Regions from separate parts of the Homo sapiens genome. Here region 1 is linked to region 2. Evidence: chromatin loops called from intact Hi-C (ENCODE). Cell type or tissue: mucosa of descending colon. All regions are shown on one strand. Each heading gives the region's core, and the rest is flanking DNA. Links, peaks and the distances in the headings are about the cores only.

What was found. Peaks named below come from ENCODE experiments on the same cell type or tissue, not always from the same donor. Only the 100,000 strongest peaks of a DNase experiment are listed, where the experiment ranks them.
Region 1: a loop joins it to region 2, with 2.1 times the contacts of the local background. A loop is called at or near these places in 11 of 110 quality-filtered maps.

The regions. Positions count from the first base shown.
Region 1 is chr19:43,550,391-43,560,233 of GRCh38, forward strand. XRCC1 (X-ray repair cross complementing 1) reads right to left here. Exons shown (of 17, transcript NM_006297.3): 4 at 4,256-4,414; 5 at 3,219-3,293; 6 at 3,011-3,122; 7 at 2,592-2,701; 8 at 2,407-2,518; 9 at 1,627-1,885; 10 at 1,181-1,297. Among named protein-coding and RNA genes, the nearest start is that of XRCC1, 20 kb to the right of the region's middle. In mucosa of descending colon, for the core only: a CTCF peak has its summit at 4,961 (motif pointing right); a DNase peak (open chromatin) is centred at 4,973.
Region 2 is chr19:43,636,647-43,646,478 of GRCh38, forward strand. CADM4 (cell adhesion molecule 4) reads right to left here and starts at 3,204. Exons shown (of 9, transcript NM_145296.2): 1 at 3,081-3,204. The coding sequence starts at 3,144. It also overlaps a transcript of PLAUR not described here. RefSeq lists a silencer at 3,088-3,227. In mucosa of descending colon, for the core only: no CTCF peak of the experiment used is centred there; a DNase peak (open chromatin) is centred at 3,560.

The DNA.
Region 1 (9,843 bases), core at 720-8,719, 86 kb before region 2:
GATTCCTGAATAACAGATGAGGGTTCTGTGAAGCTGCATGGAGCCCAGTGTGTAGCCTGGGCTCCGGAAGCCCCTTCTGACCTGAGCCCACCCACCTCACAGCCTCGCTATCCCCCAAGGCAAATAATTTCTCAAATACACCAGGTACAACTAACTTCTGAACACACTCAGGCCATGGAGTACAATCCAGTCTCCCCTCCAATTCATGGACCTCAGATATGAGCTAGCCTTTGCTCAGTCCAAAGCCTTCTGTGGTTCCTAATGCCCCAGTCCCATTTTTCCTGCCACTTCTTGCCCCTGTGTAAGCTCAGCCTCACCTACAACTCCAGGCAGACAACAGGCTGACCTGACCTTGTCTCCTCTGCCCAGCATGTTCTCTGCCTCTGTTCAGCCTGAAAAACCTCTCTTGGACCTTGAAGACCCCTCGCTCTCTGCGGGCCACCCTGTGGGGCTTCCACTGCACTGTTACAACAATTCTGATCCCTCATCAAAGTGAGAAGCCTTCAAGGGCAGGGCTCAATGACTGGATCCTCAGCCTTGCACATTCCAGCCTGGCACCAAGCAGGGGCTTCTGGGACTCATTTTGGTTTTTGGGTTTTTTTTTTCTTGTTGAGATGGGAGTCTCGCTCTGTCACCCAGGCCAGAGTGCAGTGGCACGATTTTGGCTTCCAGGTTCAAGCGATTCTCCTGCCTCAGCCTTCCGAGTAACTGGGATTACAGGCGTGCGCCACCAAGCCCAGCTAATTTTTGTGTTTTTAGTAGAGATGGGGTTTCACCATGTTGGCCAGGCTGGTCTCGAACTTCTGACCTCAAGTGATCCACCTGCCTCAGCCTCCCAGAGTGCTGGGATTACAGGCGTGAGCCACTGCACCGGGACTCACTTTGAATGAATGAATATGGACCCTAACACTTGTTCTCCCACCCCTGAGTTTTTGCACAAACTGCTCCTCCAGCCTTTTCTGATAAGCAGGCTTCACAGAGCCCTCTGTGACCTCCCAGGCAGGTCCTCCTTCCCTCATCTGGAGTACCCCAGCCCCTGCCCCGCTCCTCTCAGTAGTCTGCTGGCTCTGGGCTGGGACCACCTGTGTTCTCCGCTGGCAGGCCCCAGTCTGACTCCCCTCCAGATTCCTGGCATTGCCCAGCACAGGATAAGGAGCAGGGTTGGCGTGTGAGGCCTTACCTCTGGGAGGGCAGCCGCCGACGCATGCGGTGACAGTCCAGCACCCACTCCTTACGCACGATGCGGCCTCCCAGGCCTAGGACCTGGCTGTACTTGGGGGTGTTGGCAAAGGCACAGCTGGTGGGGGGCAGAAGTGAAGATGCCAGTTAGGTGTGATCTGAGGGGCAAAGGGGAACGAGACAGGGGAGACAGACAGAGAGAGAGAGAGACAGACAGACAGACAGATCATGAGATTGAGGTGGGAGAAACAAAAAGAGGTTGGAGACCAAGGGAGAGATGCAAAAATCAGAGAGAAGACAAAGGCTACAGAATGCAGTGAGAAAGAAAGCAAGTGAGAGAGAGAGAAAGCATGCAGCATAGTGGACACAGAGAAAGCACAAGGTGGAGGAGACACAGGGAGCTGGGGGAGAAACTGCAGCGGCGCAGGGAGGGGGGCGCAAGCCTACATGAGGTGCGTGCTGTCCCGGGTCCAGTCTGGCCGATACTTGGCCCCAAGCTCTAGGGCCTTATCTCGCAGCTCGGAGCGGAAGGGGTTCTGGAAGCCACTCAGCACCACTACCACACCCTGAAGGATCTTCCCCAGCTCCTCTGGGCCAGCTCGGGGTCGTCTGGGCTCGGTGCCTTCTCCTCGGGGTTTGCCTGTCACTGCCCCCTGTGCTCGGGCAGGGACTGGGGCTGTGGCTGGGGTACGAGTTGGAGCTGGCACTGGAGAAGACAAAGAGTAGATTAGGTTAGCACCACTGGGGGTCAACCCCCAGCCCCTCCTCCCTCAGACCCAGCAGTCCAGGCCCCAGACCCTCCTCCCTCAGACCCAGCAATCCAGGCCCCAGCCCCTCCCCCCTCAGACCCAGGGGTCCAGGCCCCCAGCCCCTCCTCCCTCAGACCCAGGAGTCCAGGCCCCCAGCCCCTCCTCCCTCAGGCCCAGGAGTCCAGGCCCCCAGCCCCTCCTCCCTCAGACCCAGGGATCCAGGCCCCCAACCCCTCCTCTCTCAGACCCAGGGGTCCAGGCTCCCAGCCCCTCCTCCCTCAGACCCAGGGGTTTAGGCCCTCAGCCCCTCCTCCCTCGGATTCAGGAATCCAGGCCCCCAGCCCCTCCTCCCTCAGACCCAGGGGTCCAGGCCCCCAGCCCTTCCTCCCTCAGATTCAGGACAGCAGGCTCCAGCCCCGCTTCCCCTAGGACACAGGAGCACAGGCCCCTGTGGAAACAAGGGATCTAGTTAGCTCACATTTAGGTCTCTTGGGAACAGATGGCGACAGCTGGGCTGGTGGTTTGCTGGGGGTCTTCTTTTCTTCTTGGTTCAAATCCAACTTCCTCTTCCCTTTGGGAGACTCCTGGGGCTGAGGGGATGGGGATGGATTGAGGCCTCCAGCTTCTCTCCTCCTCCACCCCACCAAAGTCTGATGATTTCACCTTGGAGGTGCTGCCTATGGCCCTGGAGACTGGAGAGGCTGAGGAGGCAGCACTAGAAGCCTGGAGGGTAGCAGCTGCATAGCTAGGTCCTGCTGGGTCGCTGGCTGTGACTATGAAGGGAGAAAGTGGATCCAGGATGAGAGGGCTGAGCCCCAAGACCCTTTCACTCCTATCTATGGGACACAGAATATTGTTGCCAAAACCCACCAGTGATCCAGGAGTCCCAGCCTCCAGACCTCTCAACCCTCAGGACACAAGAGGCCAGGCCCACCTTCCTCCACCCTGAGACCCAGGAGTCCAGGACTCCACTACCCTCCTCCCTCAGACCCAGGAATCTGAGCCCCAGCCCCCTCTACCCTCAGACCCACGAGTCTAGGTCTCAACCCTACTCACTCAGGACCCACGTTGTCCGAGCTCACCTGGGGATGTCTTGTTGATCCGGCTGAAGAAGAGAGCCCCCGGCCTCAGAGAGTTGGCGCTCTCATCCTCCTCCTTCACACGGAACTGGCCAAGCTTGGTCACTGTCACCTTCTAAGGTCCCGCAAGGTCAGTATTATAGGTGGGCTGCTGGCAGGTGGGGGTGGAGAGGCAGGGAGAAGGCCATGGGGAGTGACAGGTACAGCTTACCTGGGACGGGGCCTCTGCCTCATCTTTGTCTGGGGGGCTATGAAACCGTACAAAACTCAAGCCAAAGGGGGAGTCCTGGGAAAGGAGGGGTGGGAGTCAGGGAGTCTGGCCCAAGGACAGAGGCCAGGGCCCAAGACCCTTTTCACTCAGGGAAACCTCTTCCTGGCTCCTTCCCTCTCATGAACACCCATGTTGAAGGAGGGGCCCTGGCGATGGTGATGACAATTATAGGATTAAGCTGTTATGACTGAGCCCTAACTCTGAGTCTGGCTCCAAGCCCTTTTCACGCATTAGCTCTTTGGGCAATTGGCAGAGTCTACTAGGTGTCCCAGCGAATTCACTGCCCTATGCACAAACTCCTGCCTGTGGAATGGGAGGGAGTGCTGCGTGCCACTTCCAGAACACAGAAGTGTTCCAGGCTCTCTCCTCTGCCAGCTGGATGCAGAGCCAGAAAATAGGAGAAGTCTGGGTCCCTGCACGACCTCATAAGGAGAAGCCAGCTGACAGGCTAAACACTCCCCAGGACAGTTACCTGGGCAAGAAGCACACCTTTAGTGTGTGGCATCATCACATACTCCAGTCTCACTGTTACCACAGCTTTTAGCATCCCTTAACCTACAGCAACCCTGTAAGGATCAGGCAATGGAGGCCCAGAGAGCGTAAGTCACTTGCCCAAGATCACACAGCTAAAAAGTGGTATAGCCAGGACGTGAACTCAGTAATCAGACGCCAGATCTCCTGATGTTAACTACTAGGCCCACTCTACTAGGCCACCTCTCTAACAAGTCAGTTCCCCTCCTCCGATTCCCCTCTGAGATGCTGCAGTTCACCCTTCCTAGATTCCTCCGGGAGATGAAACTTCTCATTACAGGAAAGATCCCAAACCCATTTCAGGGAACGCAGGGACCCAGCCTCCCCATAATCCCATGGGACACCAGCTGTCTACTCCTCCCAGCCCTATGGGACTCAATATTGGCCCTTATTTCCCTCCTTGCCCAGGACCAAGGACTCTGCACCCTGGCTCCCACCCTAGGTACCTTGCTGTAGGGCTGGCTGCAAACAATTTTGACCCGGTCCCAGCGCTTCTCGGCGGCTGCCCGGACCAGCTTGTCAGGCCCAAACATGCGAACGCGGTTGGGGTTTGAGCCACTGCGGCTCTCGGAAGGGGACATGAAAGATGAGGTGACCAGAAGGACCTGGGTGGGAGAAGCCACAGTGCATGAGAACCAGGGCAGGTTGGCTTAGATGAGAGCTTCTAGGGGCTGGGGAAGAGGGCACAGGGCCCACACAGGGGACTGGGAGTCACTAGAATGTAGCTTGGGCCTAGATGTCTCCAGACCCTTTGTTTCTAGGCCTTGAGTCAGTCCTGCCCTGACACAGGCCCCAGAGGGATCTCTTTATCCTCCAGATGTGAGCGACCCTTATCTAAATTCTCCCATGGAGTCTTCCATATCTGGCAATACAGCGGGCTACATGTCCTAAGGAACTTTCCCGGCAGAGAATATTCAGTAAACTGGCACAATATTCAAACACCTTTTGGAAATGCACAGGTGAGTCAGCGGAAAGGCAAGGGGAATTACTAGAGGCTGGAAATGAGAAAACAGAATCCAGAGAGTCAGGCGAGCTGCACTAAGTATTAAGTGATTGTTTCTCAGCTCAAACCTACCCTCTACAACTCATCTCTGTGATCTGGGCCCGCACTTGGCAAACCACCTTTCTGCTTCCCTAGCTGATCGTGACCAGGCTCTGCCAATAGGGGGGGCAAGAGAGAGAGTTTGCAAGGCTGCAGGAGGGAGGAAGGACCAGCTTCTCGTGCATTGCAGATCCTGTGAGCATCACCCCCAGTTAAGCTTCTGCTGCTGCAGTGGTTCCTGCCTGCAGCAGCAGATGAATCCAGTTTGCAGTGTCCCAATACCTCCAGAAACAGCCTCATTCAGCCCCTCTCAGCAGCCGGTGGGGGAGGAAGCCCTCCTCAAACGATCTGAATTTCAGCTCCTGGAGCCCCACCTCCCAGTTTCCAAACATCTACGTTTCAATAATTCCTGCTCCTTTCTTTTGTTCCCCCAACCCTGGGAGTGGTAGCTACTCCCTGCGGTTGCTTCTCCCTCATATCTTAGTCTTCTAGTAACACCTAGTTACTGGTTCTTTCTATCAAATTATCTGTTAAAATAACTGGTGTGGTTTTAATCTCCGGGCAAGGACCCTGACTGACCCGGCAGCACTCATGTTGGTAGTTTGTCATGGTGCTGATCCCAGATAGCAAATAACTTGATTTTATTTATTATTATTATTTTTTTAAGAGACAGGGTCTTTCTCTGTCACCCAGGCTGGAGCACAGTGGTGCGATCATAGCTCACTGCAGCCTCGACCTCTGGGTCTCAAGTGATTCTCCCACCTTGGCCTCTGAGTAGCTGGGTCTAGAGATGCACGACACCACACCTGGCTAATTTTTTATTTTTTGTAGAGGCATGGTCTTGCTATGTTGCCCAGGCTGGTCCTGAACTCCTGGCCTCAAATGATCCTCTCACCTCAGCCTCCCAAAGCTATAGAAGTACAAGTGTAAGCCACCACACCCAGCTAGAACTTGATCTTTAAGGGTTATGCACGTGGTGGTGAAAGAGAACAAGAGAGAAAACCTAGGCTCCAAGCAAGGGAGAGTGGCATCTCAGAGATCCTCACCACACTGCATAGAACTGAGGACTCCCCAAAGGCAACGCCCACACTAGTTACATGAAGGGGAAATAAGCCTGTGGAAAGAGTCCCTGGGAGGCCTGTCTGTCTTGGCCTTAGCTTGGGGGGACACCAAAGAAGAGGTGAAAATTCTTCTCGGGAGAACTCCTCACAAGTCTGTTCTCTCAAGGAATTGAGAGTAGCAATTCATGTTAGCAATCTGCATTGAAAAACCCAAGCTGAGGCCAGGCGCGGTGGCTCACGCCTGTAATCCCAGCACTTTGGGAGGCCAAGGCAGGCGGATCATTTGAGGTTAGGAGTTCAATACCAGCCTGGCCAACATGGTAAAACCCCATCTCTACTAAAAATACAAAATTTAAGCCAGGCATGGTGGCAGACGCCTGTTGTCCCAGCTACTCGGGAGGCTGAGGCACGAGAATTGCTTGAACCCAGGAGGCGGAGGTTGCAGTGAGCTGAGATCGCACCATTGCACTTAAGCCTGGTGGACAAGAGGCCAGGAGTTCAAGACCAGCCTAGCCAACATGGTGAAACACCGTCTTTACTAAAAATACAAAAATTAGCTGGACATGGTGGTAGGCACCTATAATCCCAGCTACTCGAGAGGCTGAGGCACAAGAATCGCTTGAACCCAGGAGTTGGAGGTGATGGTGAGCCGAGATTGTGCCACTGCATTCCAGCCTGGGTGACGGAGCAAGACTCTGCCAAAAAACAAAAAACGAAACAAAAAGACTGGGCACAGTGGCTCACACCTGTAATCCCAGCACTTTGGGAGGCCAAAGCAGGCAAATCACGAGGTCAGGAGATCGAGACCATCCTGGCCAACATAGTGAAACCCCATCTCTACTAAAAATACAAAAAAATTAGCTGGGCATGGTGGCGCGTGCCTGTAGTCCCAGCTACTCGGGAGGCTGAGGCAGGAGAATCACTTGAACCCAGGAGGCGGAGGTTGCAGTGAGCCAAGATTGCGCCACTGCACTCCAGCCTGGCAATAGAGCGAGACTCCGTCTCAAAAAAAAAAAAAAAAAAAAAAAAGATGAATGCAGCCACTTTTGGTTGGGTATATTTTGTTACTGACTTAGTCTCTTTTCTAACTGACATGCTGTGAAATTATAAAATTGGACAATAAAGCCTTTTGCTGAGAAAAACAGAACATAACTATAGCTCTCTTTGTGCACAGCTGATTATGCAAAGGAAACAAGAAAGACAATTATACAGAAGGGAAGTTTTCTTCCTGACCTTGACTATACTTGTTTATAAAAGGCCTGATTTGGAGCTGACAGGGAAGCTGCATTTATCATCTGGTGACTAACATGGGAAAACCCTGTCCTACTAAATACAAAAAAAATAGCCATGCATGGTGGCACAGGCCTGTAATCCGAGCTACTTGGGAGGCTAAGATGGAGAATCGTTTGTACCTGGGAGGCGGAGGTTGCAGTGAACCGAGATTGCACCACTGCACTCCAGCCTGGGCAACAGGAGCAAAATTCCATCTCAAAAAAAAAAAAAAAAAAAAAAAAAAAGGAAGGAGGGAGGGAAGGAGGGGAGGGAGAATGGAAGGAAGGAAGGCTCCTGTGACTTTGGGTTTGTGCCTTTGATGTTTTTGAAGAGTAGAGGTCAGTGATTTTTGTCAGATATCACTTATTGTACAAAGTATCTGATGTTTCCTTGTGATTAATTTAGGTTGCACACTTTGGCCAGAATACCACAGAAGTGATGTGTAATATACAGTTTATTTTGTATATTGACTTCTCATCTTGTGACCTTCACTTACTAAACCTTGTAGTTTGTCTAGATCTCTTGGGATTTTCTGCATAGACAATCATGCCATCTGTGAAAAAAGATAGTTTTCTTTTTTCTTTTTCTCACCTTGTCACACTGACTAGTGCAAAGTTGGGCATGGTGGTGCAAGCCTGTAGTCCCAGCTACTTGAGGGGCTGTGGAAGGAGGATCACTTGAACCCGGGAGGACAAGGCTGCAGTGAGCTGAGATCGTGCCACTGCACTCCAGCCTGGGTGACAAAGTGAGACCTCGTTTCAAAAAAAAAAGAGTAGGCCAGGTACACACAGCAGCTCACATGTGTAATCCTAGCACTTTGGGAGGCCGCAGCAGGTGGATCACCTGACCTCAGGAGTTCAAGACCAGCCTGGGCAACACAGTGAAACCCTATTTCTACAAAAAATATTTAAAAATTAGCCGGGCATGATGGCTCCCACTAGCTACTTGGGGGGCTGAGGCGGGAGGATCACTTGAGCCCAGGAGGCAGAGGTTGCAGTGAGCTGAGATCATGCCACTGTACTCCAACCTGAGCAACAGAGTGAGACCCCCATCTCAAATAAATAAATAAATAAATAAATAAATACATATATACATAAATAAATAATATGGTTAAAAAAAGAGACAGTTTGGTATTGGCATAAAGAAAACTATACATATCAATGGAACAGAGAAGAGAGTACAGAAATAAACCCATACATATGGTTAATTAATTCTCAACAAGGAGTCAAAATGATTCAATGAGAAAAGGCAAGTCTTTTTTTTTTTTTCAAAGTATTTTCAGCCAGGTGCAGTGGCTCAGGTCTGTAATCCCAATACTTTGGGAGGCCAAGGTGGGAGGATCACTTTAAGCTCAGGAGTTCAAGACCAGCCAGGCAATGTAGTGAAACCCCATTTCTACAAAAAATTTTTTAAAAAATTAGCCGGGTATGGCGGCTCACACCTATAGTCCCAGCTACTCAGGAGGCTGAGGCTGGAGAATCCCTTGAGTCTGGGAAGCGGAGGTTGCAGTGAGCCAAGATCATGCCACTGCACTCCAGCCTGGCCAACAGAGTGAGACTCTGTCTTAAAATAAATAAAATAAATAAATAAGCATTGTCAACAAACATATAAAAAAGATACAGAAAAGGGCCGGGTGCGGTGGCTCACACCTGTAATCCCAGCACTTTGGGAGGCTAAGGTGGGCAGATCACAAGGTCAGGAGATCGAGACCATCCTGGCTAACACAGTGAAACCCTGTCTCTACTAAAAATACAAAAAATTAGCCGGGCATGGTGGCACGTGCCTGTAGTCCCAGCTACTCCGGAGGCTGAGGCAGAATGGCGTGAACCCGGGAGGTGGAGCTTGCAGTGAGCCGAGATCGCGCCACTGCACTCCAGCCTGGGCAACAGAGTGAGACTCCATCTCAAAAAAAAAAAAAAAAAAAAAAAAGATACAGAAAAAATAAACCTTATCCCCTGCTTCACACAATACACAAAAATTCACTTGAGATGAAACAGAGATCTAAATGTAAAATCTAAAAATAGAAAGCTTCTAGAAGAAAACATAGGAGACAGGCAGAATAACAGCTCCTCAAAGATGTTTACATCCTAATCCCTGAACCTGGAAATGTGGCAGAAGGCACTTTGCAGATGTGATGAACTTGAAGATGTTGAAATGGGGGAGATGCCCCTGGATTATCCGGGTAGGCCAAGTGTCATCATAAGGGTCTTTATAAGAAAGGAGGGCTGGGTGTGGTGGCTCATGCCTGTAATCCTAGCACTTTGGGAGGCTGGGGTGGGTGGATCACTTGAGCCCAGGAGTTTGAGACCAGCCTGGGCAACACAGTGAAACCCTCTCTCTATAAAAAATAACAAAAGCTAGCCAGGAGTGGTGGTGTGCACCTGTAGCCCTGGCTACTTGGGAGGCTGAGGTGGGAGAATCACTTGAACCTCAGAGGCAGAAGTTGCAGTGAGCTGAGAACACGCCACTGTACTCCAGCCTGGGCAACGGAAATGAAACCCTGTCTCAAAAAAAAATGAACAAAAGAAAAAGAAGGCCAGGCGCAGTGGCTCACGCCTGTAATCCCAGCACTTTGGGAGGCTGAGGCGGGCAGATGACGAGGTCAGGAGTTCGAGACCAGCCTGGCCAATATGGTGAAACCCCGTCTCTACTAAAAATA
Region 2 (9,832 bases), core at 1-8,000:
AGATGGGGACAGGCCAGGCTCGCACGACATTAACCCAGCCTTAGGCCCCAGCCCTGCTGTGTCTAAGGTCTTGGAATCCACTGCAGAACCTGACCCCCACCCCCAGGCTCTGGGGACACAGGCGCCTGGCTCATGGGTGGGTGGGTGGGGGGGTCAGTGATAGAAACCTCCAAAACCTGTTCCTTGGGGTGACTCACAATGGAGGGAGGGTCCCCCTATTCTCAAGAGTGGCTGGTCAGAATTTTAGCAGGAAAAAGTGAGTCACCCTGGGAAGGAAACATTATTTAGGGACCAACAACTGCCCCCTCCACAAGACCCCTCAACTCCTAATAGCCTCTCTATTCTTTCTTTGTATTGGATATCTGTTTCCTCTCCTCCTTTCTGTTCTACCCAGTTTCTGGCTGCGGGTCCCATTTCTGCCTGGGTGCATCCCTGGGCAGGCAACCCATCCCTCCCTCTTGCTTTCTCTCCTCTGCCCACCCTGGATCCTTCTTTGGGCATAAATCTCATCTTCTTCTGCTATGCTCAGAAGATGAATGAACCAGGAGAGAGAGAACATGTTTTTAAAATGGCGCAAATGCACCCCATCTCCCCCGATTCCTGCTGGCTGGGCAAGGTGAGAGAGGAAGAAGTGACTAAGAGAGAAATGTGGGAACAACAGATACCCCCTAAAATGTGGTAGCCAAGGCCACTGAGAAATATCCAATGGAAAGGAGAGCAGGAAGGGCCCTCCAAGACCACATGCTACAGCCTCCTACCCCATGCTTTACAGAACGGGAAAGTAAGGCCCAGAGAGGGACAAGGACTGATGCAAAATTATACTAAAGGGTCCTGGGTAAGGCTTGGACCCAAGTTCCTTAGCTCCCAGCTGAGAGCTCTTCCCATGACACCAAGCTCAGTTTCTACTGGTAAAAGCCACATACTATTTACTTTAGAGAAAGTTTACAGAGAGGGTTAGGGTGCCAGGAAGCAGTGACTTGGAAATCAAACGAGGGACAGGGCTGTAGACCTAACTCCCAGAAGCACCAGAGAAAGGCTTTTGCACGGGGCGGGTGGTCACCTTAAGCTATATTCTGATCCTGAGAATTCAAAGTCTGATGATTCTAAGCTGTCAGGATTCTAAATGTCATAGATGTCAAGATCCAGGAACTCCAAGACATCAAGATTTCACGATTTTTAAGACGTCAAGATGCTAGCATGCTAACACCATCACGGTTCTAGAACTTTAAAGGTGTCAAGATTCTAAAGCCTTCTGGATTCTAGAATCCTGTAGATGTCAGCATTCTAAAGTACCATCAGGTTCTTTATTTACTGGATTCATTAGTTCCAGGATTCTATGAGCCTGGTGTTTAGCCTAAAAAATAAAGATAAATTAAAATTGATGGAAATGTCACTGAGGTACCAAAGTTCTCATCTGGGAAATTGTGGCATGTCTGTTGTAAAGAAAGGAGGTAATGATGCAAGTTCTAAAGCAGTCACAGAAGACTAGAGAAGAAAGAAAGACAGTGAGAGGACAGCTTTGCCCCTCATCCTGGCCGAGGTGAGGATGGCTCTGCCTCAAACCCTGGAGTGGGGAACATGTAACCGCACTCAACTTGCCAGAAACCCCTTCACGGTCTGAGCTGGCGTTCCCTTTCATGTCACTGAGTTCAACATCCTCACTTTACAGAAAGAGAAACAGAAGCCTGGAGAGAGGAAGGTGTTTACCATTGGCTGCGATGGCAAATGGCAAGAGCCAAGATTTAAGCCCAGGCCGCCAGCCCCATGCCACCTGGTTATAACTCCTCTCACCAATCTCTGCCGAACACCCAGCCCTCCTGCTTCTGCCTAGCCACCTTCCAATCCTCTGTTCCTTCCAAAAGTGGCCTTATCCACCAGGGAGGGGTGACCCGTGGCAGGTTCAAGACTTACACAGTGTGAGAGTGTGTGTGGGTGACATTTCCTGACCTTGTCCCCATTCTCAGGGTCACCCAACCTCGGGGGTCTCCAGCTTCTCACAGTGTGTGATGAGGGTATGTGGATGGCTCCCTGGATGTCCTGGACAGGGGCTTCTCTGTGAGTCAAGCCTGGGTGTGTGAATGGGTGAGCAGGGTTTGGAGAGGCATTCGCTGAATCCACGTGTGTGCCTACACGCCAAGGTCCCCCATTCTCACTTCCCCACACACATGCACACAGATGTTCCCCTCCAGGGCTCTTTAGAATGCCCTGCCTGACTGAATTCCTCTTCAGGGGCACAGAGGGATAGAGAGAGGGAGGAAGGTAGGATGGGAATGGGAGATCCCGGGATGGAGGCTGTAAGCGTAGAGAGAGGAGGCACAGCAGAAAGACAGGGATGGAGATAGTGGGACAGAGAAGGGGGAAAGAGACAGGTGACAGAAAGGGTTAGAGAAACGAGTGACAGAAAGACAGGGGACAGAGACAAGGGGATGGGGCAGATAGGGGACAGAGAAAAAGGGACAGAAAAACAAGGGTGACAGCGAGACAGAGACAGGGACCAAGAATAGGGGCAGAGAGGGAGGGCAGAAATCCGGGGGAAAGAGAATAGACAGGATGATGGAGGGGACAGAGTGACCCAGGAAAAGGGGACAGAGACCAGGGGACAGAGGTAGGGGACAAAGACAGAATAGATGAGGAACACCGAGGCAAGAAGAGAGGGAGACAGACAGAAGGAGGGACAGGACTTCGAGACTGAGGGATAGAGGACAAGGGTAGGGGGACGAGGAGCCAGACGGGGGGGTTCAGAGACGGGCGGACAGAGGGACGCAGAGACTGGACAGAAGGACAGCGGGACCGGCCTGGGGAGGGCGGACTTGTGTGTGTAGGGGGGTCTCGGGCCCTTTGTCCCCGCCGGGATCCAGCCTGCGCGGGTGGGGGGGCTGCGGCACGGCGGCCGGGCCCCGCGCCCCCTCCCCCGCTCGTCGCTCCCGGCTCCCGGCCCGCGCTGCGCTTTGTCCCGGGGAGGGGGCCCGGCCCGGCCCCGCGCGCATTGTTCGGCCTCTGCGGCCCCGAGGCTGCCGGGCTGTCACCACAGCGCGCCCCCCGCCCCAGCCCGGCCGGCCGACCCCGGCCCCCGACCCTACCTGGCCCCGCCGCGGCCGCCCACAGCAGCAGCAGCGGCCACTGGAAGCGCCGGGCCCGGCCCATGGTGCCGCCGCCGCCGCCGCCGCCGCTCGCTCCCGGCCCGGCACCTGCACCGCCCGCGCCGCCCGCCCCGCCCCCCGCGCCCCGCCCCCTGCCCGCCCGGGGGCGGGGCGCCGAGGCCGGGGCGGGGCCGGGGAGGGGAGGGGGAGACGGAGGAGAGGCCCGGAGACAATCGGGGGGACGGCACGGTGGGGGAACGGTGCGGGGTGCGAAAGCTGGAGAGGAGAGGGGTGAGGAGGGCGGGAAGGGGTGCGCGGGAGGGCGACAGCGGCGTGGGAGCAGGTGGGGGATCTCGGTGAGCGCGGGAAATGGAGGGTGTTGGGTGAGGGTGCTGCGTGCGGGCCCAGGTGCTGCGCGCGAGGGTGCGGAGTTGCTGGCATGCAGGGTGCTTGCGCTGCGCGGAGGGGAGGGTGGCAGGGTGTTGCTGGAGGCTGTGCGAGGGTGGGGGCGCGGGCGTCGTGGGGTGCGGTGTGTGCGAAGGGAGAGCGTGGCCAGCGTGACGGGGGAGCGTAAGGGAGGGAGTGCGACGTGGGAAAGGTGAGTGTGAGAGGCGTGCTGCGGGCAGGTGGGTGTCTGGAGTCTAGCGAGAGGCTGTGAGCTGAGCCACCGGGACAGGGGAGGCTGCAGCTGGAGGTCCGGAGGGTCCGGAGGTCGAGGCAGGTCAAGGATCTCCCAGGGCAGGGCGAGGCTGGGGCTCAGGAGTGGGGTGGGGTCAGTTCCCTCCCTCCCTCTCTCCTGTCCTGACCTGAAAACCCCGTGTTTCCGCGTCATTCTCCGGGAGGGGCCCCCTGAAAGTGAACTAACTGGAAGGAAGCCTGAATCCTGGGTCCCAGGAGGGAGAGGCTCCTGTGAACACCTTCCAAGCCCTGGCGTCCCCTCTCCTCCCTGCTGTCTCCCTGCCCCAGCCTCTCTCCCTCTCTCTGCATGTATTTGCCTCTGCCCTTCCTCTCTCCCCATCTTTGAGGGTGACTCACCCCTCCAGACTTAGGTCCCTTCTCCCTCCTGGGAGTGGGTTTCCCTGAGCCCACTTCTGTGACACCCTGTAGACCTGATGCGGGATCATTACCTATGGGACCCAGAAAGAGTGAGAAACCATGGAAAGAAGGCCTCGACCTCTCTCATGCCCATTTGTCAGGCAAACTGAGGTCCAGAAGTGCCAATTATGAACATCTTTCCTTCCCCCCTCCCCCCTCCCCGCCCAGACGGAGTCTCGCTCTGTTGCCCAGGCTGGAGTGCAGTGGCACGATCTCGACTCACTGCAACCTCTGCCTCCCAGGTTCCAGTGATTCTCCTGCCTCAGCCTCCCGAGTAGCTGAGATTACAGGCGCCCGCCACCATGCCTAGCTAATTTTTATATTTTTAGTAGAGACGGAGTTTTGCCATGCTGGCCAGGCTGGTCTTGAACTCCTTACCTCAGGTGATCCATCTGTCTGGCCTCCCAAAGTGCTGGATTACAGGCGTGAGCCACCATGCCTGGCTGAAAATCCTTACTTTTTATTCCGACTAAAAAATTTTACATCCAGTCCCACAAGGGACTTCAGCTTCACACACCCTTTCTGTCCTCAGTACCCAGCTCCCAGTATCCTTTCTGACCTCAAAACCATAGCTACCATCAACCCTTGTGTCCCAGGACCATGGCTCCCAGTGTCTTCTCTGTCCTCAGGGTCCAAGCTCCCATCAACTCCTGTGTCCTCAGGACCACGGCTCCCAGCATCCTCTCTGTCCTTCAGGTCCAAGCTCCCATCAACCCCTGTGAAGCAGGACCATGGCTCCCAGCATCCTCTCTGTCCTCAGGGTCCAAGCTCCTATCAACTCCTGTGTCCCCAGGACGATGGCTCCAGCAATCCTCTCTGTCCTGAGAGCCCAAGCTTCTAACTGCCCCTGTGTCCCCAGATCCATAGCCCTGAGCAACTTCCTTCTTTTTCAGTCCTCAGCTTCCCAGCTTCTGTAGACTTGGGAAGAGATAGTCTCTAATCCTCTTTCCAGGGCTCACATTCTGTGACTTTTGCTAGATGGGAGAGGAATGTTTGATCTGCCTTTGGAATACTGGTCCAAGGGGTAACTAGTAGTTGCCTTTTCCCGCAGGAGCCAATAGGCCCGCTCACTCTGTGCTCTGACAGATGTCTCCTGCTCCAGCTGAAGGGGAACCTTGGGAGATGTTGGTTTGGTTCTCACCTGTCATCCTTAAGTCCCACCATTCCATGTGAAGACATCACAAGAGTAGTGGTCCTGACGGGCGCGTTGGCTCACACCTGTAATCCCAGCACTTTGGGAGGCCAAGGTGGGCCGATCACTTGAGGTCAGGAGTTTGAGACCAGCCTGACCAACCGGCCAACATGGTGAAACACCATCTTTACCAAAAAAAAAAAAAAAAATTAGCAAGGCGTGGTGGCACGTGCCTGTAATCCCAGCTGGTCGGAAGGCTGAGGCATGAGAATCCCCTGAACTTGGGAGGCAGAGGTTGCAGTGAGCTAAGATCATGCCACTGCACTCCAGCCTGGGTGACAGAATGAGACTCAGTCTAAATAATAATAATAATAATAATAATAATAATAATAATAATAATAAATAGAATAGTGGTCCTGTCCCCATCCTACTTCAGGGTACCCTGTCCATTAGGGATTTAGTGCAAGTGACAGCAAGTGCAACCCAACTGGTTTGAGAGAAAGAGAACTGGTTCACACATAACAAAAAGTCCTTCTATGGCTGGCTTTGGCGAGGTCTGTCAATCTCTGTCCTAAGGATGCATGGCTCCCCTCCTGTAGCAAGATGGCTGGCAGATACCCCTGGGGCCAGATTCATATTTGGGGTGATTAAGATTCTGCAAGAGAGAGACAACCTTTATTTCACACAGCTTTTCAATTGTTGCCTGTCCCTGGTGAGACTCGGAGACCTAGCTCTTGCCTGGTTTCTAAACTTTCAATAACACCGTTTTTGCTTAAGTCAGCACAAACAGATTTTATTTCTTGCAAGCAAAGATTCCTGAACAACAACTTCAGAGCCGTTAACAATGAGGTCCTGATCACAAGCTATGGTATAGGACGTGAGAAATTTGTCCCTAGCCTCAATATCTGCTGGAGGGCATCATGGAATAAGTATTTCTATCCTCTGATCCCCACTGTAGGGCATCATGGGATATATAATCCTAACCTTCAATCTCTGCCATAGAGTTTCATAGGCAATGCAGTCCTAGCCTCAATATGTTGTAGGGAATTATGGGAAAGGTGAAATTATCCTCAATTATAATACAGAGCATCTCAGAAAATGTCGTTTTAGCCTCATCTCTGCTGTAGGGCATCATGGGAGATATACTTCTGGCCCAATTTTTGTTGTAAGTTGCCATAGAAGATGCAGTCTTTCCTTCCTTCCCTTTTTTCTTTTCTTTCTTTCTTTCTTTTTTTTTTTTTTTATTATGTAGAGACAGGGTCTCTCGCTATGTTGCCCAGGCTGGTCCTGAACTCCTGGGCTCAAGCAGTTCTCCTGCCTTGGCCTCCCAAAGTGCTGGGATTACAGGCAAGAGCCATTGCACCCAGTCCCTTCTCTCCTTTCTTTCTTCATCACCTGCCATATTCCAGGCACTAGGAATAAATCATCAAGTAAATAAACGGCCTTACCCTCCCTGGCAATTATAATGGGGAAAGTTAGCTAAAAACAAACAAAAATTACTGTTCCATTTAACCATCGCTGAATAACAAAATACCCCAGAACGTAGTGGTGTGAAACAACAACCTTTTAATTTTATGATTCTGTGAGTCAGGAATTGGAGCAGGATTGGTGTGTATCTGCTTCATGATGAACTGGAGCCAAAAATGAACTAGCTGGAACAGCTGGAGATGGAGGGGAGGGGCATCAAGGGCCATATATCTAAGGCTGGTGGTTGGTGTTGTGGGTTTTGAATAGTGTCCTCCAAGTAAAATATATGTTGAAGTTCTAGCCCCTGGTATCTGTACATGTGACCTTATTTGGAAATAAAATCTTTGCAAATGTAATTCACTTTTTTGTTTGTTTGTTTGTTTGCTCGAGACTGAGTCTCGCTCTGTCACCCAGGCTGGAGTGCAGTGGCATGATCTCGGCTCACTGTAACCTTCACCTCCTGGGTTCAAGCGATTCTCCTGCCTCAGCCTCCCAAGTAGCTGGGATTATAGGCACGTGTCACCATGCCCAGCTAATTTTTGTATTTTCAGTAGGGACGGGGTTTCACCATGTTGGCCAGGCTGGTCTCGAACTCCTGACCTCAAATGATCTGCCACCTCAGCCTCCCAAAGTGCTGGGATTATAGGCATGGGGCACTGCATCCTGCCCAGATGTGATTAACTTCTAACCCCTGGTATCTTTGCATGTGACTTTATTTGGAAATAAGGTGGGTTTTTTTCTTGTTTTTTTTTTTTTTTTTGAGACAGTTTCACTTTGTCGCTCAGGCTGGAGTTCAGTTGCATAATCTCAGCTCACTGAAACCTCTGCCTCCGAGGCTCAAGCGATCCTCCCGCCTCAGTCTCCCGAGTCACTGGGACTACGGGCAAGCGCCACCACACCCGGCTAATTGTTGCAGTTTTTGTAGAGATGGGGTTTTGCCATGTTGCCCAGGCGGTCTCCAATTGCCACCCTCAAGCAATTCATCCGCCTCGGCCTCCCAGAGTGCTGGAATTATAGGTGTGAGCCATGGCGCCCGGCCAGAAAGTCTTTGCAGATTTAGTTGAATTAATGACTAAATGTTTCCATGCTGAGTTAGAGTGGGCTCTAAATCCAATGATTGATATGGGGTTATAAGGAGAGATATTTGGAGACATAGCCACAGTCCCAGGGAAGGTGGACATTGGAAGACAGAGGTAGGGATTAGAGTGATGCAGCTACAAGCCAAGGAATGGCAAAGATTGCTGGCAGTCCCTCAGAAGCAAAGGAGAGGCAAGGAAGGGTTCTTCCCCTGAGACTTTTTTTTTTTTTTTTGAGACGGAGTCTCACTGCTGTCAGCCTCAGCTGGAGTGCAATGGCGCGATCTCGGCTCACTGCAACCTCTGCCTCCCAGGTTCCAGCAATTCTCCTGCCTCAGCCTCCCGAGTAACTGAGATTACAGGCACCCGCCACCATGCCTGGCTAGTTTTTGCATTTTTAGTAGAGATGGGATTTCACCCTGTTGGCCAGGCTGGTCTCGAACTCCTGACCTCAGGTGATCCACCCGCCTCGGCCTCCCAAAGTGCTGGGATTACAGGTGTCAGCCCCGGAGACTTTAAAAGCATGGCTCTTCCCCTGACGCTTTAAAAGCGTGGCTCTTCCCGTGAGACTTCAACACCTTGGTTTTGGACATTTAGCATTCAGAACTGTGAGAGAACAAGTTTCTAGTGTGTGTGTGTGTGTGTGTGTGTGTGTGTGTGTGTGTGTGTGTGTGTATGTGTTTTAGACAGAGGCTCATTCTGTTGCCCAGGCTGGAGTGCAGTGGTTCAATCTCGGCTCACTGCAAACTCCGCTTCTCAGATTCAAGTGATTCTTATGCCTCAGCCTCCCAAGTAGCTGGAATTACAGAGGAGCGCCATCACAGCCGGCTATTTTTTTTTTTTTTTTTTGTACTTTTAGTAGAGACAGGGTTTCACTGTGTTGGCCAGGCTGGTCTCAAATTCCTGGCCTCAAGTGATATGCCTGCCTTGGCCTCCCAAAGTGCTGGGATTACAGGTGTAAGCCACCACACCTGGCCTAAGTTTCTGTGTGTGTGTGTGTGTGTTTTGTTTTGTTTTTTTTTTTTTTTTGAGTGGAGTCTCGCTCTGTTGCCCAGGCTGGAGTGCAGTGGCATGATCTCGACTCACTGCAAGCTCCGCCTCCCGGGTTCACGCCATTCTCCTGCCTCAGCCTCCCGAGTAGCTGGGACTACAGGCACCCACCACCACGCCCAGTTAATTTTTTGTATTTTTAATAGTGACAGGGTTTCATCATGTTAGCCAGGATGGTCTCGATCTCCTGACCTCGTGATCCGCCCGCCTCAGCCTCCCGAATTGCTGGGATTACAGGCATGAGCCACCAAACCCGGCCAAGTTTCTGTGGTTTTAAGCCACCTTGCTTGTAAGATTTGTGTGTGTGTGTTTTTAATTTTTTATTTTTAAGTATTATGAATACATAATAGTGGTGTATATTTACAGGACATATGTAATATGGTTTTGGGTTTTAGTGTTTTTTTTTTGGAGACAGAGTCTGGCTCTGTTGCCCAGGCTGGAGTACAGTGGTGGGATCATGGCTCACTGCAGCCTTGACCTCCCGGGCTCAAGGGATCCTCCTGCCTCAGCCTCCCATGTAACTAGGACCACAGGCATGCCCCACCACATCCAGCCAATTTTTTTTTATTTTTAGTGGAGATGAGGTCTCACTGTGTTGCCCAGGCTGATCTTGAACTCCTGAGCTCAAGAGATCTTCCTTTCTCACCCTCCCAAAGTGCTAGGACTACAGGCATGAGCCACTGTGCCTGTCCTTCCATGATGTTTTGATATAGGCACACAATGTGTTAGTTTATAAAGTTTGTAATAATTTATCACAGGCAGCCCTAGGAAACTAATATAGCCAAGTTTCCTGTTTCTTCTCTATATCACATCTGCTGGGGCTACATGTCCAAGGTGGCTTCTTCACCCACTTGTCTGGTGCCTGGGCTGAGATGGCTGAAACATCTGGGGCTCTATCTCCACATGGCATTTATACATGAGTAGCTTGGGCT